Linked DNA regions of Homo sapiens: region 2 is linked to region 1. A link is a contact called in ENCODE Hi-C data. All regions are on one chromosome and are shown on one strand. Each heading gives the region's core, a stretch centred on a gene start or an enhancer-like site at or near the end of the contact. The rest is flanking DNA. Distances are from core to core; before and after follow the strand shown.

The links. A loop is a pair of places that touch in the nucleus more often than their neighbours do. Pooled maps may share reads with other maps.
Region 2: a loop to region 1 is called in a pooled map, with 5 times the contacts of the local background. The contact joins two enhancer-like sites. A Hi-C loop is called at or near these places in 4 of 50 pooled maps.

What each region holds. Positions count from the first base shown.
Region 1 is chr7:20,795,390-20,801,959 of GRCh38, reverse strand. No RefSeq gene overlaps it. Among named protein-coding and RNA genes, the nearest start is that of SP8, 12 kb to the right of the region's middle. RefSeq lists enhancers at 1,184-2,736, 5,425-6,133 and silencers at 3,483-3,612, 3,703-3,932, 3,983-4,042. Within about 2 kb of position 3,797, at least 4 of the 41 ENCODE cell types and tissues checked have a DNase peak (open chromatin) inside an H3K27ac peak, as active enhancers do.
Region 2 is chr7:26,366,578-26,373,147 of GRCh38, reverse strand. It overlaps SNX10 (sorting nexin 10), which reads right to left. Exons shown (of 7, transcript NM_013322.3): 6 at 1,115-1,327; 7 at 1-657. The coding sequence ends at 576. It overlaps SNX10-AS1 (SNX10 antisense RNA 1), which reads left to right. Exons shown (of 2, transcript NR_136272.1): 2 at 580-1,129. Among named protein-coding and RNA genes, the nearest start is that of LINC02981, 29 kb to the left of the region's middle. Within about 2 kb of position 3,472, at least 2 of the 41 ENCODE cell types and tissues checked have a DNase peak (open chromatin) inside an H3K27ac peak, as active enhancers do.

The DNA of each region.
Region 1 (6,570 bases), core at 2,548-5,047:
CCAGCTAATTTTTGTATTTTTAGTAGAGACGGGGTTTCACCATGTTGGTGAGGATCATCTTGATCTCTTGACCTCATGATCCGCCCGCCTTGGCCTCCCAAAGTGTTGGGATTACTGGCGTGAGCCACCGTGCCAGGCCTAAATTACATTTAAAATAACCAAAATAACAGTGACTCTGACCCAAGGAGGTAATTACATATATAAAATTTAATATTCCCACCAATTTTTACATAAAGCTGTATGAATTTCACACCTAACAAACTGCAAAAATTCATCTACATTTATTTGTAAGATGATTTTAAGCTCCAGGAATTTCATGCAGTTAGAAGTTGGCTTTCTGCAGAAGATAGAATAATGCTAATGAGTGAATATTAAGTATAAGACACTAACACTGTAGAGGTAAATACGTAATTATATACATTTCCAAAAGTGGGACAAATCACACATTAAGTTATGTAATAATTCAAGGACTTGTAAGAGACAAGAAGATGTACTTGATAGTCTTTGGCTAATTACTTTTAATTAATATGTCTATATTATTGAAACATATGAGAATATTTTAAAATTAAGCATGCAAAAATATTCAATCAAGGAAAAATATGGATCATTAAAGCTAGTAGAAAGCCACCATTGGAAAGACAAGAGGTTTTACTTTTTTAACCATAAAAGCTAAGTCCAGACATTCATAATTATATCAATTAATTGGCCATTTTGGCAAAATTATATAAATTGTCTACACACACTTCTCAGAGTACATAACTGCCAGTGCTATTTTCTCTTTGGTCAAGTCTATACTAGCTATCAAAATGAAGTGGATAATTAAGACCATTATTCTGATAACTTAGATCAAATATTAAGGTAAAAATAGAATTTTTTGTTTGTTTGGATTGAAATGTAAATGTTCTGTTTGTGTTCTGTAAGCATGTGCAAATGGTTTTGTTTCTTCAATTGTTTTTAAAATCTGGTTATACAGCAATTTCTTAATTAGAATCTCAGGTTCTAAAATTCCCAAGATGCCTAGGTAATACAACAGTATTTTAGAATTTTGTATACCAGTACTGGCTTAAATCTCATTTCCTAAGTTTGTAGACAACACTGATAAAACTTATGGATATTCTGAATACAAAAATAAAATAAAACCATTGGAATGTATTTAAAAACTCAACAATAAGAATATTCTTTATGGTTATGTAGAATACCCTTTAATCAGGATAGGCACGCTTTAGTACTTAGGAATAAAGTGCAGTGATGTTTACCACTTACTTGAAATAGATAAAAGAGGTAAGTTTATGTATGTGTATGAACAAACAAATAATCATATCTGACATCTACCTATCTATTCAGATATAGTAGATCCATATATGTCTGTCTGTCTAGCTATCCATCTACTTAGAAAAATCTAAGCAATTGTCACAAAATGTTAAAAGCTGATGAACCTAAGTGAAGGGAATATGGGTGTTCTTTGAAATTAAATGTTTCATTGTACCATTATTTTCTGTAGGTTTAAATTTTTTGAAAATAAAAAGTTGGAGAAAATGTACATTTTAACCTTTACATAAAGTAACTAATAAATGTTCAGTAACCACCAAATCCCCATGAATATGATACCCCTGAGACTGAAAATTCTGCAGTACCTCATTTCTTAAAATCATACTGTGAAATCTATACTAAAAGATTCTTTCCAATAGGCCTTAAGTGAGCACTTTAAAATATTCCCAAGGTTTCCCATGCAGGGTATAGTTAAAGAGCATTCCACTTGAGATCCTTGCCTGAAAGGCCCTATAGAATTGCAAAGTATCATTATTAAGCAAATGTTCCTGGGCCCTTGGGTGGTTCACTTAAAACACATTTCCCTGTATTGAATATTCAATGCCAAAAGCACACTGTTCAGTGTTAAGATTTGCAATTTAAACCCAGTTGGGAGAAGTAAAAGGTTCTTGTAATTTGCCTATACTGTATTGCATTGATGTGGTAGCTTTCATTGATAATTAAGTTCCAAAAATATGAGTTAGATTGTGTGAACAATGGAGGAAAGCTAACCTTTCTATTATAGCTTTAGCTCTTGACTTCTCGTATTTAAGATTACAGATGCTCCATTAAATCGATTTTGTGTTTAATCTCCTCTTGAAAAAGAGTGAATGCAAGTCCCCAACGTTCTTCCCTTTGAGAGAACCCAAGTATTCGACAATGAAAACTACAAGGCTCAAACTGGATGATTAACACCGCCCACTGGGGATAAGAAAAGTTTAGTGTGCCTCTTTTTAGGTAGTTTTCCCTTAACTAATTCACTGGATTGGAATGTCAAAATATATTTCTCATTAGATTTTCAAAAATTTTTTGAAAAAAAAAAAACAGATTTGAAAGGACAGGGGTGCATTTTAAATGATTCAATTCATTATATTATTTTAAATACATAGATATGCTTTTTAAAAAACAATTGTAAATTTGTGGCTTTTAAAAATTTTATTTAAATCTCCTCTCTGCCTATCATTTAGTTCTTTTCTCTGCTTTAAAATATTTTAGGTCCTTCAGTAAAATATAAAACAATGGAAACATGCTGAACGTAGGATAGAATATTTCGATCGAAATATCAAAAATTTATAAAGAGAAGGTGGGAGGTTGTCATTGTGTCGAAATGAAACTGTTTGGTTCTTTTTTGAATTTGTGCTGGGAAAGACCCATCGCCCTGGTTCTGGCTCTTCAGGGGAAATGGAAACTGGACTGTGGCTTTCTCTGCCTGGCATCTATCTAAACAGCCTTGCTTTCTCCAGCACCAGCAGCGTGAGGGTTCCACTCTAGCATATGGTCAAACTTCTATCGAGAAGATCCAGTACGTATTCAATGCAGAGCTTACCTTCAAAAGAGATAAAACTACCTTGGCAATGAGAGCACTAGCACTGTCTTTGGGATCCCTGCGGGAGATCCTCTCCCCACTTCTACAGTTAGCGGGTGGTGGGGAATGAATGGCATAGCAGTGATTCTCCTAGTGTGGTACCCGGTTCAGCAGCATGAGCGTCACCTGAGAATTTAGGAATACAAATGACTGGGCCCCACCGCAGTCCTACTGAAGCAGAAACTCTGCGGACGAGCCCAGCCATCTGCGTTTTAACTAGCCCTTTGCGTGATTCTGATGTATAGTCGCTGACATAAAAACGAGAATATAAATTTTCTAAAAGATCTTTAAAGTCCAGTTAAGACCTGAAAGGGGACGCTAGCGAAGCAGTAGGTCACTATTGCCCGGGTGGGGTGGGTCCCAAGCCGCCTGACCTGTCCGCGACCCCCTCCCGAACACACGCCCCTGCGCTGGCGCTTCCCACCCCGCCGCCCGCTGGCCTTCGCCCCAGGCCGCGCAGGCTGCCCAGCAGGTGTCAGGTCGGCGGCCCGGGGCGAGGCGGGCCCTCCCGCGGCCGCGCGTGCCGGCTACAGCCCCTCCCGCCCGGCCTGCCCCTTTGTCCGCCCCGAGGGCGGCACCTTCCCGCCCGCGGGGTGTGCGAGCCCTCGGGGGGTGGGAGAGGAGGAGGGACAGGGAGGGAAGGAGGAGGAGCGGGGCGGGCGGCTGAGTGCAGGGGTGGGGAGCCGCCGTCGCGCACCCGACTCCCGTCCCTCCGGGTCAGCGGAGAGGGGCTTTGTGACCGGCCCAGGAGTCCCAGCAAGACAACCGCCCCGGGGCGGGGTGGCGCCTCCCCCTTGGCGGGAGCCGGCGCAGCCTTCCCGCCCGGGGAGCCGCGGTGGCGAGCGGCGTACGGGCCGGGCAGAGCACGGAGCTGGCGGCGGAGCTCGGCGGGAGAGCACGGCTAAGCGGAGGGGAGGGCCGGAGGGTGGGGCGGGGCGGGGCTGGGCCGGGCTGCCACGGAGCCCGGCGCCTGCGCCTCCGCCTCCCGCGCCCGCGGCCGCCGCAGCCCGGGCCTTGCGGGCCGGCGAGCAGGCGGGGACGCGTGTGTGCCCTGGCCGGCGACCTGCGCCGGGTGCCGGGAGGTGCGCAGAGGCGCGGGCTGGACCTGGGACGGCAGGCTGTCTCTCGGGTGCGGGGTGGGAGGGGTGAGGAGGAAGGAAAGGGAGGGGTTGAAAGGCCAGGAAGAAAGGGGAGTGCAAATATTGTGACTGCTGGGGACTGAGACTGTCTGTGGCGCAGTCGGTGGAGATCTGCACTCCAAGCTGGCGGTAGGCTGCGGAGAAGTCCGACTGCCCCTCGTCTGGAACTGTCGCTCTTCCCTCTGACTGCTGCACAGACAACCGTCACTCATTGCTTTTAGATCCTGCGACTGGTGGGGAAAGCTGCCCACTACTCGCCATTTATTCTAGATTCCCCAAGGGCAGGATCTTAATTAAGCTGACTGTTTTCTGAAGAAGCTTCAGCTCCGAGAATCCCTGGGACGTTGCCAACACTGGGGGTGAAGGTGAAGGGGAACCTGTCCTTTTCCTGCTGTGTTCCCCGCCTTACCCCTCGGCCATTGCCTTTCGTTTACTTCTCCAGTCTCCTGTCCTCGTATCTTAGATGGGTCAAAGCATTAAAACGGGACAAACCTGTATGGCAACGCATCCCAGGTATACGTGAAACCGGAAGCAGGAGCACTTCCGAAGTTCGTTGGACCATCGCGGGGAAGCGCAGCTCCTCAAGGCTCCGTGGGTTGGTGGCAGCCTCGGGGGCCCTGCCCATGAGCCGAGCGTGGTGGATGCCGATGCATTAAGTGATCTGGAGACACTCGGTCCTCGAGGTTCTTCCTCCAACTGAGTTATTATATAGACTGGGACGTGCCAGGCCTTTCAAAAGTCAATCAGCATCGGCTTGTAATTTCCTTCCTCAGACTTCTAAACCTACAATCTTCCCACCCATTTCTAAGCATTTTGGAATTTCTGTTCCCAAATCTTGACTGAGGAAGCTAAAGGGAAGGAAATTCAGATCACCGTAGCTTAAGTTAGAAAAAAGAATAGTTTTTTTTACTTAAATGGTAAATCAACAGCAAATCACCTAATAAAAAATATTTATGAATATCTGCGGCTTATTTTTGAAGTTTTAAATTCTATATATCAATTACCCTGTTTTCAGTTAAATTTGTTAAAGTTGATTAAAACACTGAAATCGAGTCAGTCAATAAAATCAATAGTGCAAGTTTCTTCTAGTAAAAAAGATCCTCTTTTGGTTTGACTATGGCTCGTACTAATTTGCTGCGCACCTATTAGTTTCATTTGGTTAAGTATGTCAAAATTTTTGAAATCACTTTCGTTATCTAGGCTTAGAGGACGTCTTGAAACTAAGCAGAAAAATAATCAAAGTGGATTTATTAGTTTTTCCCTTTTTAGCTATAGTTTCAAATAAACTGACATTGGGTATTACTAGTCAAATCGTTTCACTTTGCAAATGGGTTTCCCCAGTTTCAGAAGAGAGGAAGTTATGCCTAGGTTAGAATACTACTAGAAAACTACTGAAGCACTATCTACAGAAAAACTCAAGAACTTTCTGTCGTTAATAGCTGCCCTTTTGAAGGTAAAGGGCATTCCATTTCAGGGCTGTAAATGCCAAGTGTAGACTCCAAAGTAGTGGGTTTTGGTTTTCCAATGTTTGCTTTCTTCAGTGTTGATCAAAGACCAATATGTTTGCCCTATGAGGCCCCACTGAAAAATGTTTTTAGAGCAATTACAGACATAACAATAATCAATCTGTTCAGCTTATTTCTTTTACCTTAAGAAATCTTGCCCCCTCCCCCCCAAAAAGAAAAGAATGAAAGAAATATTTTAATAAAGGAGAGAGAAAGAGGTACTATATTGGCGATTGAGGGTTAAGTGCAAGCACTCCAAGAGAAAAAAAGGTTGATCTTCACTCCTCGGCTCTTTCTAAGACCAGCACTCGTGGCCCTTGTTTTGAATTAAAATGGGCAGCCTCCTTTAGTAGCCAGCAGGGTCCTTGTTATTTAAGATGGAGAATCTTCAGGGCCATGGTGGGGGGAGGGAGCGATGCAAAGTGTTTAGGGGAAATTAAGCTGCAGGGAAAAAAAATTCAGCAAGTGGGAAGGTTCGGATGAAGATCTTGTGGAAAATTATCTGAACAACCTTTATTACTTTTCCAGAATTCATAAGCAGGAATCAAGATCTTATTTCCTCTTAAAAAATAACCTCTGCTCAGAACAAGAGTTGGTACTCATCAAGTCTTAAATAAAAACATGCCCTCTGTTCCATCTAGAAGGGTGTTTCTGTCTGGGATTGGAAGTGGGGACTTGGCACCTAATAATGTAGACACCCTTGAACCGAGTGATTAGCGCATCAAACCAAGTTTCCGACAGTTGATACGGATATTTTATTTCCAGCACCTTCTAAAGTGGAGCCGGTTTCTCCTCAGTGGGTCCCCCTCCCTGTAGGCCTACACTCAACAGCCCTAAACTCAGGGCAGGGGGAGCCTAAGGCGGCCAATGCCTCTCTATTTAAAGGGGGTGAGGGGCTGCATGGACTTGACACCATAAGCAGGAGTAAACCCATTTGTAGCCAAGGTTGATGAAATAAATAATTCGGGTTCCCAGGCTGGGCGTAGTGGCTCACGCCTGTAATCCCAACACTTTAGGAGGCTGAGGCGGGTGG
Region 2 (6,570 bases), core at 2,223-4,722, 5.6 Mb before region 1:
ATCTAAGCGTGAAACAGAATACTGGAAAGGTTAAATACTCTTAAAATATTTCAGTCTAACACCCAAAAGCATAGTGTTTTGCCAGTGCAGGGGAGGTATCCACAAAATATCAGGCACATATCTGAGAGAGGCAGTCTGGTCTACACTGTTACTCTTCATAGGGTTTAACAACATATACACCGTGTTTATGGTAACACTGCCCCACTGATACAAGAAGGAATGCTCTATCTTGATTTTAAATGCTACTTAGTTACCTATCTTTTTAAATTCAATAAAACCAACTCGGTTTTTTAAAACATGTAAGTCATTTCATTGGAGGGCAAGATCTTGTTTACCAATAATGTCTGCCTGTAAAGGATAGTATTGTATTCACAGGATTTTTAGCTTTACACAGAAGCTTACCTAAAATAAGACAACATAAAAATACCACTAATAAACAACCCAACATCTTTAAGAATTTAAATACCTAACATCATGACAGTGAGCTTTAGGTAAGAATGTATTATTATGAAGCTTTCTTCTCTATGACTGGACATAATTTGCTATTCCTAAGATAGTAACATTAGAATTATTTTTCAGGATTCCTGCGGAGCTGTATTTACTTTACATCCATGTGAACTGCTGTCATCACTACTGTGTCCAAGCCCAGAGGATGAACTGGAAAAGAAGAGAGGGGGAAAATAATAAAAAGAGGAAATTGGTTTTCACAACACACTCAAAGCCTGAGTAACAGAGGAGAACTTTAATTATCTCCAGTCACAAAGAGAGACAGGAAATTTGGACTTTTAATTAGCCATTTGGAGTGCAGTTGGGTATTTTTTTAGCTAGATAATTTAAACGCGAATAATTCAAGTCTGACTAAATGAAAGTCACATAATCAGAATGCAAATAATTGAATTTCTACTGCATTCATTAATTCAGTGTGGAGGTGTGTGTGAAGACTACTATGATGAGCTGTCACAGCTCAATAAAATCTCAGTCAATTAATTTTTTCATTATCTTAGTATTATATCAACAAAAAAGTGAAGTGTGTATATATATCTATACACGTGCATATGTGCATACTATGTATTATATAAATACATATACATTAAATCAAAATGCAAGGAAATACCTTTCTGAATCATAATCTATATCATTTTCTTTTTTTCCTTCTTCATCTTCTTCAGGGAAACGTCTATTCATTAAGGCAAACTTGTGAATTGCTTCTTCCACAGAGTACTTAGTCTGCCCAGAAACACACGCCTCAATGTCTTCTGAATTCAGATGGCTCTGTAAGAAGAGGTGAAGGCTGCTATCTGAAAGCAAAAGTGCATTCTGTAGGACTCTATATTAAAAAAAAAAGGAAAAATAATTGGTGAACAGGATGGTCAGTGATAGGGTAGAAGAAAGAAAAACATTAGAAAAGTACCACTGAAGGTAATTTCTCTACTGTGGTAAACTTTGTATCAATTATGGGCTCTGCCCATTAAGGGGAGGAAAGCATATGTTAACTTTTATTCAATTATTTGGAAATTTAGGTGGGTAAAAACATGAAGCTAATAGTTAAGAACATCTGTTAAAAGAATAACTTCAAGGACATTTCTTCAATTTACCCATCTCTTATTACCATGTGGATTAATTATGGAAATATTTTGCTTATATAGTCATAGAAAGTTATTCTACTTTAAAAAATTTACTGCCAACAGCATGTCAATTCAGTGATCTTTATGGGATAGGCTGTCATGAAACATCAAAACTTTCAACTACTATTAAAAATTATATGAAGAAAATACAATTCTCAGCATATTTTACATTTTAAAACTTTACAGTTATATACTTAAGGGCATGTTTACGACAGCTCATGAGAGAGATGGCTTTTTTTAATACTTAAGGTTAACTGTAAATTTCTCCAAAATCTTTAGGAGCACTGAATCTCTGTGTTGTCAAAATGAGCAACCAAATAAAATTGATCCCAGCCAACTTTACCATATATATAATTAAAATATGATAATTTTGTGATGAATACATACTGCTCTTCCCACATTTAAGATCAAAGTTTACAAAGACAGAACAGATTTCAACCAGGGCATCAGAACTACATGGAAGATTAAAAACTATCCTGTAGCAAAATCTACAGATGCTCAAATTCATATTAGTGAATGTGTTTTCTCTGAAATGCACATCTTAGAATATGAAATCAAATCAAAGTATACCTTTATATTTAAATAAAAACTGGTTTATCTTTTAGCAAAGATGTTGACATATGATCATTTAGTCTCTACTGATAGTTCAATAATTATGTAAGAGGAGACACTAAGACCAGATACAGGGGACAAAACTAACACACTAAAACCCAAGTAGAATTTTGTCCAACATAAGATTTTTCCGATATAACGATCTGTGAAAAATAGATCATGTATTTCAGACCAAATGAACCTTACCTTATATTCTGCTTGTTTAAACAAGTAATAAGGAAAGTAAATCTCTTTTGGCCATTAATATCAATTTAGTGAAAATCCAAGGTCATTATAATACCAAATCCTTTTCTACAAAATAAAACAATTATTTCTTAACAAAGGCAAAAATGCCTAAAAATGCACAGTATTAAAACCAAAATCTAGCTGTCCCCTTTGCTTCAGCAGGTTTACAGTTTGAGAAAATATTCTTTACTGGTCTATTAGAAGGAAAAGTAAAACCTTTGTGCTTTTTAAAAGGCAAAACCTCAAGCAAAGCAGCTAAATCCTTCTTTTTCCCTCTGTGTCCTCCGCCCTGGGTCCTCCCAAAAGATGACCATGTCACATGATAATGATTAATTTACCAAGTACAAGTAGCTAAGTAGTAAATCCCTCTTACTACTCTTTGAGATTTATTTTCTACATTTACAAATATTCACCATTCTTGTTTTTAAATACTTCAGATTAAGAGAAGAGTTATAGAGCAACAATCCATTAATACGAACTTGGATCGTGAAGTCTGTGAAGTCTGAGCAGAGTGTTTCCTGTGGCCTCTGTCAGCGGTTTCCTGCCTGCCATAAGTACAAGGAACTGTTCATGGGATTGTACTCGTGGCTTTGTTTCTGTTGGAAATGTGTTTTATTTTCTTTATAAAATAATGGGTAATCTTTAAAATTGATTTTAGATGGTTTGAGGCATTACACCACAACAGTAATGAGCACTAATGCCAATGATATTGGACACAAATTCATTTTAGCTTTATTTCATGTCTGAAGCAATTCTACTGAGCCTTGAACTGCTCACGTGTTGTTATTAACTTGCTAGTAACTTAACACATGGGTACAGCAAACAAAAGTGATCAGAGTCCAGGTTGATCGGGACCTCAAGGCTACTGTCCTTTTTCTTGAGCTATAATTCAATTTCCAATTTTACTGTACATTAGACTCATTATTTCCCAGCGTTTTCTTTTTCTGCTCAATACTGCCATCTGGAGGACACACAGATGAAAAGAGAAGGAGCCAGGCTCACCCAGCTCACAATTCCAAAGAGCCAGAAAGATGTGGCTGGGGAGGGGACATCTGAACACTCCCCCAGGCCTAGAGTTCAAACCAGTGAGTCGGCTAGGTACAGTTTTGGTTTTTGGAATCTCCTCTGTTTCTCTGGCTAAATTCATGCCACCATACTCCATGAGTTTTAAATAAGCAAAAATAATTTTTAAATGTATTTATATGCTTATTTTAGTCAGATAGTTCATTCTGAAATTTAAAATGAAAATTTTTGAGAGTGTTTTCCCATCTGGTTAGGTGAGCATAATTAATTTATTTTGAGTACTATTTGGCTTACTATCAGAGAGGGCTGTGACTGCCACCATCATAATATTAAATACTATTTTTTCCTTAGTCATGTTTGTGCCATATTTTCCACAAACAAATCTAATAGCCCAAAATCAATTTCAAACCTAATATAAAGAGTACTTTGTAAAACAGTCAATAAAATGTCATTTGTAGAAACCTCCATTTAAAAAGTATATGATTTTCAAACCTTTATAAAAGGAATAAAAAATAGCCTCTAGGATTTTAAAAGAATTTCTAGAAAGATATTTATAGTGCAAATCAGAAGTTATTCCTTTCCCCATAACAGTTTTAGACTAAACAAAGCAAAATCTGTTTTTTTTCCCTAAACTGGACACAGTTGAAAAGCACAGTTTTCCTCAACATGATTTTATTAGATGTATTATATGCTGGTTTAGCTGAGAATATATAGCTATGCAAAATCATTTCATCCTAACTAAGGATGTCCTGGGTCTGCTGAACCCAATACAATGATATATATACATAACTGCATAGTACATGGAAGGTTAGCAGTTTGATGTAGAAAAAAAAAATTAACTCAGCCTGTTTAGCTCTTACTATAAGAAAAAATAAAACCTACAAATCTTCATTGAAGACATTCATGATCTATGCTGTGGTGCCCTCTATTGAACACAAAGACATAAAAATCGTGTGTGTGTAAAACTAGCTGTCATGGTTCAACACTAGCCTTTTGTAAAAAATCTTTAATATTCCTTAATATTTGAAGAAATACAAAACCATGATACTAAAGTCTAAACTGTAGGGTAAATGTAGTTGTATTAATGGGATGAATTCAGTAAAGAAGGGAAGCGGCTCCCAGTCATGAACAAATCTATTCAAACCTAAATTGAAAATCCCATTCAAACCTAAAAATTAGTAGGAATTCCATTTTTCATAGTTAGAGACTTACTGAGTTTATATTTTTTAGCCTATAACTTTCTTTTCATAACTATTAGAAGGGACTTTAAGTTTATAATTACTCAGGGGCAAGAATACAAAAGGGAGATTATAGTTAAGACTGAAGAAAAATGAATATATTTGAAAAATCTCACAATCATACCAAATTTAGCCAGCATTTAAGAGTACTGCTAATTTTAAATTTGCCAGGTTCTGGGATTCATATAGTATGTCCATCTTTCCTATAATTTCTTTATCTATAAAACTGAGATAATACCCAACTCCTAAGATTTTTAGTACTGAGACTAAAACATGTAAAATGCCAAACACGTAGAAAGTGTTCGATAAATGGTAGAAATTATTCTTATTTGGCACCTAGTCAAAGAAACAATTTTCCAATTCCTCTACAAAGATCAGTACTTTCTTATTACATATGTATCATTTCACAAATGACCTTAAAGAAAAATAGGTATATATACACATATACAAAGACATTGTGGTTTCAAAAGGTTTGAACATATTTAGTGCTTCTGGTTCATAACTTCAAAACTCACATGAAAACCAGGCTTTAAAAATGCATGCGAAAAACCTACAATACAAGCATGTTTCCATGTTTTAATGCTGTGGTTCCTAAAATTCCTCTACAAACAAGGTACAGGCTATTGATGGCTGGCCCTACTTAACAGGTAACCAGTGGGGGCTCAGAGGATGTCAAACTGGGGCCAAGACACAGTGCCAAGGTACACATCACATCCAGTTCCCTAGAGTGGACCCTGGTTGGGTGAGGGGAGGGGGCACCAGGGGCAAAGACATGGAGGGTACTACCTTACACAACCCGGGCAAGCACAGATCTGAGGGACACAGAAGGGAGGCTGGGGAGGGTCAGCAGGGGCCGCAGAGCTCAGTTCAGGCCTGAAGCCAGCCCTGTGGTATTTGACTCCTCACTTCCTTCAGGTTTAGGCTGTGTGGAAGCACCAGCTTTCATTTTTAAAGTGAAATATTAACTTGTAGACAAATGTTCACATACCACAGGGGAACAAATGATATCACAAGAGAACCCCCTGCCAATTCCATGATTTGACAATCCAATCGGATGACAATCCAGATTCAGTGTTAATGAATCTAGCCGTAGCCCTGGATGTGTACACAGTGCTCCCCCTAGAAGGAAGTGTCAGGACAAGGACTTGTTCATTCTGTGCAGTCCTATGTCCGTGGCACGCAGCCTGGCCCAAAGCATTCACTTAATAAACATCTATTGAATGAAGGATCGCTGCATGGTTTTTAGAGTTTTTTTCAAGTCCTTTTCATCTGTAGGACACAACCACCCAGTGAGGTTGGCTATGTGTGGGTACTATTATCCCACTCTATAGCAAACAAAGGCTTAAAAGGAATGAAGTGACTGTTCCAAGGCTCACATGCAGCTAGAAAAAAAACCAGGAACCATGATTATGGGAGACCTAGAACCCGGCTCCTTGAGTTCCTGAACCAGGACACTTTCTACTATGACATCTGCATCAAACACAACCAGCAAACAGTCAAACCATGCACTATGCAAAAATAACCTGGCACAAGCATAACCCCACTATGGCTGAATGACACTCACAGGGTCATTCATTTGGGTAGATCAACTGTGGATAGAAAGGTTGTGTTCAAAACAACGAAGTAATTCCTGGTCAAAAACACATACCCTGCACTTAACCAGCAATATAATTCAGAGGTACGTGCTGCCTTCTGACCTGAAATAAGACTTCCCTACAGAAGACAAGATGCCACAGCTCCCCGAGGACAACATGTCCTACACTAGAGTGACAGGCAATTCTGTAGAATTGTGTGGCAGGGACCACATCTCAAGGGAGAGGCCATCAGCCACCTGGGCCTCATAGAGA